2 separate regions of the Homo sapiens genome follow, and region 2 is linked to region 1. The links are chromatin loops, found by intact Hi-C in ENCODE. Cell type or tissue: A673. All regions are shown on one strand. Each heading gives the region's core, and the rest is flanking DNA. Links, peaks and the distances in the headings are about the cores only.

Evidence for each region. A loop is a pair of places that touch in the nucleus more often than their neighbours do. Peaks named below come from ENCODE experiments on the same cell type or tissue, not always from the same donor. Only the 100,000 strongest peaks of a DNase experiment are listed, where the experiment ranks them.
Region 2: a loop joins it to region 1, with 2.7 times the contacts of the local background. A loop is called at or near these places in 3 of 110 quality-filtered maps.

The regions. Positions count from the first base shown.
Region 1 is chr6:8,980,935-8,986,323 of GRCh38, reverse strand. All of the region lies in intron 2 of LOC105374914 (a long non-coding RNA gene), which reads right to left. Among named protein-coding and RNA genes, the nearest start is that of HULC, 330 kb to the right of the region's middle. RefSeq lists a silencer at 2,899-2,948 and an enhancer at 2,854-3,148. In A673, for the core only: a CTCF peak has its summit at 3,001 (motif pointing left); a DNase peak (open chromatin) is centred at 2,933; H3K4me3 peaks cover 318 bases.
Region 2 is chr6:9,552,486-9,557,874 of GRCh38, reverse strand. No RefSeq gene overlaps it. Among named protein-coding and RNA genes, the nearest start is that of TFAP2A-AS2, 850 kb to the left of the region's middle. In A673, for the core only: no CTCF peak of the experiment used is centred there; a DNase peak (open chromatin) is centred at 2,864; H3K27me3 peaks cover 485 bases.

The DNA of each region.
Region 1 (5,389 bases), core at 176-5,175:
ATGTAGGGAACTGCTATAACTAAATAACAACAACAAAAAATAAGCAGATTAAGAAAATGAGTAAACGACCTAAACAGACATTTATCTATGTAAGACAGAAATAGCAGACAAGTCTATTAAAAGGTGCTCAACATCCCTAGTCATTAGGCAAGTAGGAGTCAAAACTACAATGAGCTATCACTTCACACCTGTTAGGATGGCCATCATAAAAAAAAAAAAAAGTGTTAGTGAGATTGTGGAGAAATTGGACGCTTGTATACTCTTGGTGGGCACATAAAATAGTGCAGCCACTATGGAAAACAGTATGGAAGTTCCTCAAAAGATTAAAAATATCACTACGGGCTGGGTGTGGTGGCTCATGCCTATAATCCCAGTACTTTGGAAAGCTGAGGCGGGCGGATCACCGGAGGTCAGGAGTTCGAGACCATCCTGACCAACATGGTGAAACCCTGTCTCTACTAAAAATACAAAATTACCTGGGCATGGCGGTGCATGCCTGTAATCCCAGTTACTCAGGAGGCTGAGGCAGGAGAATCACTTGAACTCGGGAGGCGGAGGTTGCAGTGAGCCGAGATCGCGCCATTGCACTCCAGCCTGGGCAACAAGAGCGAAACTTCATCTCAAAACAAAAACAAAACAAAACAAACAAAAAACAACAACAGTAACAACAACAACAACAACAACAAAACACTACCATATGATCCAGCAGTTCCATTCTGGTTAATTATTCTGGGTAATCATTCAAAATAATTAAAATTGGGATCTAAAAGAGATGTATCTTCACTCCCATGATCATTGGAGAATTATTCTTAATAGCAAAGATATAGAAATAATCTAAATGTCCATCAATGGATGAATGATCAAGAAAATGTATTGCATGAGTCCACTTACATGACATATGTAAAACAGTCAAACTCATGGAAACATAAAGTAGAATGATGGTTACCGGGAGGTAGGGGGAGAAGATGGGGAATGATTGTTCAATGGGTATACAATTTCAGATAAGCAAGAAAAAAAGGTTCTAGAGGTCCGAGGTACAACATTGTGCTTGCACCTAACAATGTTGTATGGTACACTTAAAAACTTGTTAAGAGGGTAGAACTCATGTTATTTCTTCTTAACACAATTTTTAAAAATGCATTGGAAAGGGTTTTACTTTAGACTGGCATTCTATATTTTCCTGAAGCTGTATGCAGAGCATCGAAGGAAATCATCTTAAACAAACAAACAAAAAGCAGCTACTGGTTAGACTATTGTCACCTGTGCATCGCTATGATTGTGTATTATTGAGTTATGTGACCAATGCTACACAGTGTGCAATGTTCTCACTACACTTGGCTGAATTCTATCAAGCTAAACACTCTTGACGGACAACATCTTGACTAGCCAAGATGCACTGACTGTTTATCAATAGTATTGATTGCACCACAAAGTTACACAATTATGTGACATAATACAAGGGGGGGGGGCGACACAAGCAACAGTTTAATAAGTGGTAGTGAATATCATTGTGTAAATTGAATACTAAACATTTGTTTGCCTAACAATTTAGGAAAGGCTTTAGAAACTGGATGTCAATATCAGATTCCTAACACTGTTTTATATAAAATCATTATGATAGACATCTTACCAATATGGAAACTGAAGGCCAGAATAATTCAGATGCCCAATGGAGACAGACTTAATAGCATGTCCAGTACTTGAGCATGAGTTTCATTGGTTATTAAGGCTAATTTATCCAATTATCCTTCATAAAAATAAGAGTTGTACAGGGCATTATCTTGTGAATAAATTATCAACATTTCGACTTCACACTTGAATCTAAAAAGAAAAATTGAATTTAGTGTCTAGTGAAGTCTTTACAGACAAGTCATATTATAAAAGAGCAGACATTTTATTAGAGATTGTCACTTGATCATTTTTTTAATTGGATATCTGAAATGTGTGCTGTGGGCCAGGCACAGTGGCTCATACCTGTAATCCCAGCACTTTGGGAGACCCAGGTGGAAGGATTGTTTGACCCTGCATAGTAAGATCCTGTCTCTAAAAAATAATAAATAATAAATAAATTAAAAAAGAAAATGTGTGTTGAAGCTCAAAATGATAATCATTTATTTACTTGGTAATGAGTCATGACCACAAATCAAATGTACTTTTCAAAAATCATCAGCTTCTTGAAACATATGGAGTAAAGGAAGTTGCCTAAAAATGAGGGATAGAAAATTATAGTGCATCCCTAAGGCAGTGGAAAATCTAAGGAGTAGGCTTGTTTAATCCACCCCTGGGTAAATCTCACTGATTCACTTAGATTATTGCCCTGTGTCGTTTTTGAAATATCTCAGAAATGTATTTAAGAATACTGAAACCATTCAATGGTCTGGATTTATAACAGAACTTTTCCATGTCTAAAATTGACAATTTCAATGGATTTTAAAGTTGAAGATAATCCTTTGCCTAAACCCACCTACTATATTTCTATTCATCCTGTACTGTTACATCCTTTATTCTCTTCATTATTTTTCATGTTCTTAGAGTTTACAGTATCATGTGGTTTATGTTTTTCTTACACAGTGATTTGCACAAATAGATAACATTTTAATTTCTAAAGAGAAATTATCACCATCTTATCAGCCTTAGCATTCACCATCAACTTATGCTAGCAAGAAATTCTGTACTCAGAAAAACTAAACCTACTGGGCAAAAGTTGAACAAATACTCTAAACTAGATAATGCAAACAGGCTGAGTTTTAACACCAGTCCACATCAATCCGAGGTAATTGTTTTAAATGCTGTAAATATTCATTTGATACCTTTACCATAGAATAAACAATTTCCTACCACTCTCATATACTTCTGAGCCTTCCAGAATACCATAAGGATTTATTTACTTCCTGTAAAACAACAGGGGTCCTTAATCCTGTCAACAGATTACTGGAGCTGAGTTCTCAATGCGTCCCGGTGGCGGCGTTGTTTGTGAAATGCTGCCATCTATGGGACAGAGGTGGGTATTGCTCAGGGCCCAGGCAGCGAAACCACAGCCGCCTCTCTGCTGCGCTACGTGGTTGGTTCAGTAAATGAAGCAATTTTTGGTCAATAAACAGGAATAAAAATCATAGCGTTGGCTAGAAAATAGACGTTGCAAACTCCAAGCTGGCACTGCTCTCTACCACAGCTATTCCTTGGGGGAAAAAAATGAGTGCTGTGGCAGTTGTTCCGCAGTAGCTTTGATCCAAATCTGTTTCTCTTTTTTTTCCTCCCACACCCACATTTACGCTTTTATCCAAAATGTTGCAATGTGGTTAGAACAATACAACCTTCCACGCATTGGCAAACAAATAGGTTAACTTGGTTAATTAAAGTTTTAAAACTCACCCATTCTGAATAATAGCATAAACCAAATTTGCGAAGGACTCCTGACCTTCCTGTGTGTCATAGACGCCTGTGAGACAATGCAATGTATTTCCATTCAAAACTTGGCAAAGAAACCCGGATTTGACGATTTCTCCCACTGATCAAAGTCCATACATCAACATCATAAAGCGCATTGTACTGTTCGAAAGAAGCTCGTCTATTTATTGAGAGTACTTTCAACAACAGTGTCATTTAATGCCCACCTCAGCCCTAGGAAACAAATCTTGCCACTGTCACTCCTTTTTCACAAAACGGTAAATTGAATGTTAGAGAAGTTGTCACTGCGCTTAAGTTTTACAGATCACTGAGCAATAGATCCAGGATTTGAACACAGTTTGTTTCATCCAAATCCAAGCAGTTATCTCCTCTCCTAGGCCTTCCTTGTGGTCAAGCACTGATGATTTAAATCTAGTTCTTCATTTTTTGTTTTCATTTTACATCTGTGTAGCCTTGGGCACATCATTTGAATTTCTTTAGTCTGAATTTTCTCGTTTTCACGACAAAAAGATTAGTGTATCTATTTCTATGTTCCTTTCCAACTCTCAATCATATAATTCATCTGTCTTGATGAGGACAAAAAAAGAAAAATGAAAGAGTCACAAATTGTCATTTGGATAAAACTTCGAAGGTTCCTTAATTCCACTCTCTCATTTTAAAGATAAAGGAGCTACGCTTGTGGAAAGAAAAAATCAAACGGTCAAGAAAAAAAATCAAATGGCTGAGAGGCACTGTTGCCAGGAGAGTTACTTTCAATGTACCGGTACCTCTAAGGGGTTTAATTTTAGTTTGATCCAGCCTCTCTAGCCAGCTGTGTGTGAGGAAAAAGAGAAGAAAGAGGAAGCCTTCAGTGCCTTCAACAGGAAAAACAGTAATGTGAGAGTGGTTACTCATCTGATAAACTAGGAAGGAACAAGGAAGGTCTAGACTAGTAGGGAGTTCTTAAAGATAAAGCTTGGAGCCCAGGTAGCTGGATCTCAAATGGGTTAATATTCATGCCAATGGGCTAACCAAGCTGGCATTCCTCCAAGCCGAAGCCTGGATAATGATATGAATATTACTCTTCCACCATGATTTGTACATCTTTCAGTACCCACTACATGGCTTAGTATAACAACCTGGTCTTGAGTAAGACTTGGGAAATCTTTGTCAAGTGAACAAATTAAACAATATTTTTTTCTCTGGACAATATCCCATTTGAATATTGAATTAGACAATATGTCGTTTCTCTAGACTCATCCTCTAGGTGACTAGAAACATGCAAAGAATGTGGCTCTATACCTAACAGGGAGAAAAGGCTAGATTATTGTCTTAGTCTGTTCAGGCTGCTATAACAAAATACACAAAACTGGGTGGCTTATAAACAACAGGTATTTATTTTTCACAGCAGGGAGGGCTGGAAGTCCAAGATCAAGGTGCCAGCAAGGTAAGGTTCTGGTAAGGGCCCAGTTTTGGGTTAGCGAATAGTGATTTATTGCTGTGTCCTCATACAGTGGAAAAGACACAGCTGGCTAGAGAGGCTGGATCAAACTAAAATTGAACCCCTTAGAGGTACTGTTACATTGAAAGTAACTCTCCTGGCAACAGTGCCTTTCAGCCATTTGATTTTTTTACTTGACCATTTGATTTTTTCCTTCCACAGGCATAGCTCCTTTATCTTTAAAATGAGAGAGTGGAATTAAGGAACCTTAGAAGTTTTATCCAAATGACAAGGGGCAAGTTAGCTCTCTGAGGTCTTTTTTTATAAGGGCATTAATCCCATTAATGACGACAGAACCCTCAAGACCCAATCACCTGCCTTATAATACTATCACATTAGAGATTAGGTTTCAACATATGAATTTTGGGGAGACAACCATTCAGACCATGGGCATTATCTACAAGACTATAACTTGTCTTAAACTCATTAAAAGTCTAGTTCATAAAGGCAAACAAGTAAATCAAATTCTAAAGGTGAATCATCACATCCAAAGAGAGGCAG
Region 2 (5,389 bases), core at 200-5,199, 570 kb before region 1:
CTTTCATGATGAACCCACTATAGATTTTCCCCAGAAGCTGTGTTATTTCAGGTAGGGGTTGGTGGGGAGGGAGTGGCTGTGTGTCCAAGGGTATTTGAGAAGCTTTATCTTCCTGTGATCATATAGATAACATTCAAGAAATGGAATCTGGGGAAAGTGTGTACATTTCCACATAATCAAGATGAGACTTTTTTTTTTTTTTTTTTTTTGAGATGGAGTTTCACTCTTGTCACCCAGGCTGGAGTGCAATGGCGCATTCTTGGCTCACTGCAACCTCCACTTCCTGAGTTCAAGCGATTCTCCTGCCTCAGCCTTCCAAGTAGCTGGGATTACAGGCGCCTGCCACCACACCTGGTTAACTTTTATATTTTTAATGGAGACGGGGTTTCACCATGTTGGCCAGGCTGGTCTTGAACCCCTGATCTCAGGTGATCCACCTGCCTCAGCCTCCCACAGTGTTGGGATTACAGACTTGAGCCACCGTGCCCGGCCGAGACGATGTTTTTAAACAGAAGTGAGATTCTTCTGTTAGTACCACTTTAATTAAATAAATAAATAAGACAACCACTACGGTGGTGCCATAAGAGGTAAATGAAATTATGAAAATCCATATTAAAGAGTGACTATAAAGTTGAATCAACCTGGTTGGTATATATGAAAGATCTAGAAAAGCACATTACCCTAGTTTAAATAACAATTGTATAATTTTAAAAAAAACTATTATAATGGTAAGACAATGAAATTTTTAAAAATTTTTTTGAGTTCACGGTTAATGTAAAATTAAGTGTCTTTTTCCCCTTATATTTTACATCTGTGGTAATATTTTATCCCTAAATAAAAAAGATATTATTATACCAGGCCAGAAGAAATATCTTCTTATTACAAATTGGATATTGTAATCAGATAGAACTTGTTTCAGTCTAGGTGCTATCTAATATTTGATTTTCTAATCACAACCAACTCACTTTATCTCTCTGAGCCGTAGTTTTCTTATTTTGTAAGCTATTGTGAAAACAGTTGTTGCAGAGGTTAAATGTGTTAGCACAAGGAAAACACTGTGCCTATCACTTAGTATGTCCTCAAAGAAATCAAGCTTTTATTAGATACTTGACTAGACTGGGTACTTCAGAAGGCAATTGCCTGTTGTGGCCAAAATTCTAATATAAAGTCCTGTAGCGCATGTTTGTACTCACAAGTCAAATTTCTTCATTCAGCATTTTCAGGGAGACTTCCAAGCTCTACAAGAAAAAATATATATTGTTATAAAAAGTTTCTCAAATTTTAACTTATAAAACCAACAAAAAGCAAATAATATCCAAGCTTATCAGCCCGTTGCTATGAAAAAGATATTGCTGACACGGTTGAGCTAACAATATTGCTGTATGTGTGCCTTCCTTTGTTAATGAAGATACCCAGGACTTTTGCAAAACCCTAATCATTGTGTCTGAATGTCCGTGGGACTGGCACATCCAGGGTCAGAATCCAATCTGCATCCGCCGGGTGCTTTCCCTCTCTCTTACTAGGTACTTACTGGGCATGCGTACCTATTGCCTAGCTATGTTCTGCTTCTCCATGTCTCCTGACGTTCCTCCGAGGCTATGGGATCCATTCAGGCACATTCCCTAAGCTTTCCCAAATCGCAAAGCTGAGCAGAAAAGATGAAATGGCCCAATCTCTGTAGAGGTCAGACATTTTTCCTGGGCCCTAGTGAGACAACAGATTTCCCCTTGGCCCTACCTGTTGATGGCCTTAGCACTTCCTGCCCTGTCTTCTTCCCACTCCCCAACAAAGAAAGAAAGAAAAAATCAGAAGTCAATGTGAACATCTTCTCTTCATTAGCCTCCTTTTCTCACAGGTTTCCCAGGTTCCACAATCCATTCTCAGTGAAACCAGGTGGCTTCCTTGGCTTCCATTCCATAGTGGCCCTGGAGAGTAACCTAGTTACTTTTTAGGAGGTCATTAGGACGCCTTCCAGCATCTGACCAAGTTCTGATCTGGTGGGGAGAGTCCAGCTGTAAGATAACAAGCATATTTGTTTAGAATTTTGTTTTCCCTAATCTGGCTACGCAGACTGCATAGTTCTTACTCATTCGTGGAAGCCCAGTGTCTTCTTTTCTAATCTTAGAAAATTATTGGCATTTCCTTCAGAATGGGAATGAGTTGATGTTGAGTCTGTGATTAAAAATAAGTTTCAAGTAAACAGGTTTCTGGGGGAAGAATCCCATGGCTATGCAAAGGGATTACAGTGAATTCTAAACATGGTGTACTTTACAACTATTAGGAGACAATAATTTTAACAGTTCTACAGATGATTAAAAAGCCATTTTCTAAAATATTCTCACTGGAGTTTTTTAAAAAAGAAAACATTTAATTGCTCCAATCAACCATAACTACTTTCTGCTTATGGTGTAATTTGTCTACTCTGATCACATGGTGTGGCTATTTGTCATAATTTTATAAGTGTATATTCCCCACTGTAGTGATTGGCTGTCATTAATTGTGAATAATTCCCTGCTCATTAAAGTCCTGCAAGAAGACTGAAAAGCCAGGCCCAGCAAACAAGACGAGGATGAGAAGCCTTGGTCAGAGTCCTCTCCATACATAAACGTTATGTTTTCCAAGACTTTATAAACTTGGAAGGCATTTAAAAATAATACAAACAAGTGACAAAAGCAGCTCTTCAAGGTTTCTCAGGTAAAAAATGGAGCCTGACTTATGCTTTCTCTGCTGCAGGTAGCAATTACTTTATGCAGCTCAAATAAGCTTTACTTTTAAATATTTAAACCTGCTGCAACCCTTCTTTTCACTGTATAGGTTAAACCATCCTGACAGGAAACAGGAAATTGCATAAGGATTGTCCCAAAGGGACCATTTCAAAATATAGTAATCCTATTACCTAGTTAGAGAACATCAAATCCTTACTCTGTGCAAATGGCTTAGAAGATATAAGATCTAGAAGTAACATCTATCTGAGTGTCTTAATAGGCTCTTCAATATGAATAAGTTCTATGATGCTAATGAGAATGAAAACAATCCAGGTTTATTTAGAATGGGGCAGAATCCAGGAAAATAAGAGCCAAGTACTGTGCTAATCATAAACATCTGTAGTCAGCTGTCTGTAATAGTTTATCTATTTCCTTGGTATAATAAAAAAATGACATTTTAACTTTATATGAAATATCCCACTCCTTACCCATTGTCATCATTCCTTTTAGGTGAGGTCTTTTGTCTGTTATTTTCGTTCTTACCTCTGCTCTCTGTGCCTCTGTGTGTGGGATGCAACCTTATTCTGCAAATTCTCCTACCCATTATTCCAGTGGTTCCTGAATTCCCACTGTTTTCTCCATAAAACCTTTAATAAATCAACCCAGAAGAGCTCATAGAATGCTGTTTAACCTTCCTGAGAAAGTGACAGGGAGAATGACATCAGTTCTCTGGCTGCCTCCTCACACCTCAGAACAAAAATTGCACTGCCTCTGAATGATGCTTTGGGAATATTTGCCCACTCATAGAATGTATATATTTGTTAATGACTTTTCAAGTCAAATTAATAACTATATCATCCCTTATTATCGACAAGGCACTTCTTTCCAAGTCAATGTTGAATATTATTAGGTTTATACATAATTTTCCATGGCATCTTGGGCAAACAGGCTTATCAGTCAATAATGATAATGACAATAATGATCATCATTATCATTAATAAAGCTAGAAGTGTCCTGGACTTGGATCAGACAAGGAATAGCATTGAAGGCCCCATAAATTGTGCCAATGGGTTTTACATATATTAATATAAGCAGGAAATCATAGCTCCCTTCATGTCAATATTTTCCTCTGTGTGTGTGTGTGTGTGTGTGTGTGCAGGCACATGCACATACACGTGTGATATGGCTTAACTCTGTCCCCCTCCCGCATATCTCATCTTGAACTGTAGTTCCCATAATCCCCATGTGTCATGGTAGGGACCAGGTGAGAGGTAATTGAATCATGGGGGTGATTACTCCTATGCTGTTCTCCTGATAGTAAGTTCTCATCAGATCTGGTGGTTTTATAAGGGACTTTACCCCCTTTGCTCAGAACTACTGTCTCCTGTTGCCATGTGAAGAAGGATGTGTTTGCTTCCCTTTCTGCCATGATTGTAAGTTTCCTGAGGTCTCTCCAGCTGTGCAGAACTGTGAGTCAATTACACTTCTTTCCTTTCTAAATTACCCAGTCTTGGCTAGTTCTTCATAGCAGTGATAGTGGCAGGAGGTAGGCAAATGCCTAGGCAGACAGGGGCGGGTACCCAGTGAAACCCCACCTTCAAGCCTAAGACAATTTAAAGCCTAGCTACAAGTCCTGGTAGATCCATAGACCAGATTGAGAACCTGTCTTCCCATTTCATGTACTTTCCTCTGGTTGGTCCCCATCCTTCACCTATTTTGCAGATACCTATCCTTTTCTAATTGGTTTTCTACACTGTCGTGCCCACCTTTAAGTGGTGTCTTCATGTTAAACTTTTTTGCATACTCACAAACCAATCAGCACACACTCCCCTACTCTGAGCCCATAAAAAGCTCTTGGCTTGCCCACACTGGAAGACAAACCACCATCTTCATCCCCTCTCCACTGAGAGCTATTCCATCACTCAATAAAATTCTTCTCCACCAATCCTCACCCATTGAATTGTCAGTGTATCCTCATTCTTCTGGGACATGGGACAAGGGCTTGGGAATTGCCAAACACAGGTACAAGTTATTACACAGTTGGGCTGAGTGGGTGAGGCTCCTGCAGCAGCAGGCCTGGGGCAAAGTGAGTCCCAGGCAACAGTGGGGCATTGCTGGCTGTGGAGATTCTTGGTTGACAAGATGGCCAAGAAAAATCATGTGTCGGCAGCATGAGAATGGGCTAATACAGTAAATTGGTGCTACAGAGAGTGGGGCACTGCTCTAAAAACACCCAAAAATGTGGAAGCAACTTTGGAACTGGGTAACAGGCAGAGGTTGAAAGAATTTGGAGGGCTCAGAAGAAGATAGAAAGATGTGGGAAAGCTTGGAACTTCCTAAAGACTTGGTGAATGGCTTTGACCATATATCCTAAATCATCTCTCTCAAGTTCAAAGTTTTACAGATCTCTAGGGCAGGGGCAAAATGCTACCAGTCTCTTGGCTAAAACATAGCAAGAGTGACCTTTACTCAAGTTCTCAACAAACTCCTCATCTCCATGTGAGACCACCTGGCCTGGAGTGTATGGACAGCAAAATCCGTACACTTATTTAGGGTATATGATTTAGGGTATATGGTGGAGGAAATTTCTAAGCAGTAAAGCATTCAATAGCATAAAAGTTTGGAAAATTTGCAGCCTGACAATGCAGTAGAAAAGAAAAAACCATTTTCTGGGGAGAAATTCA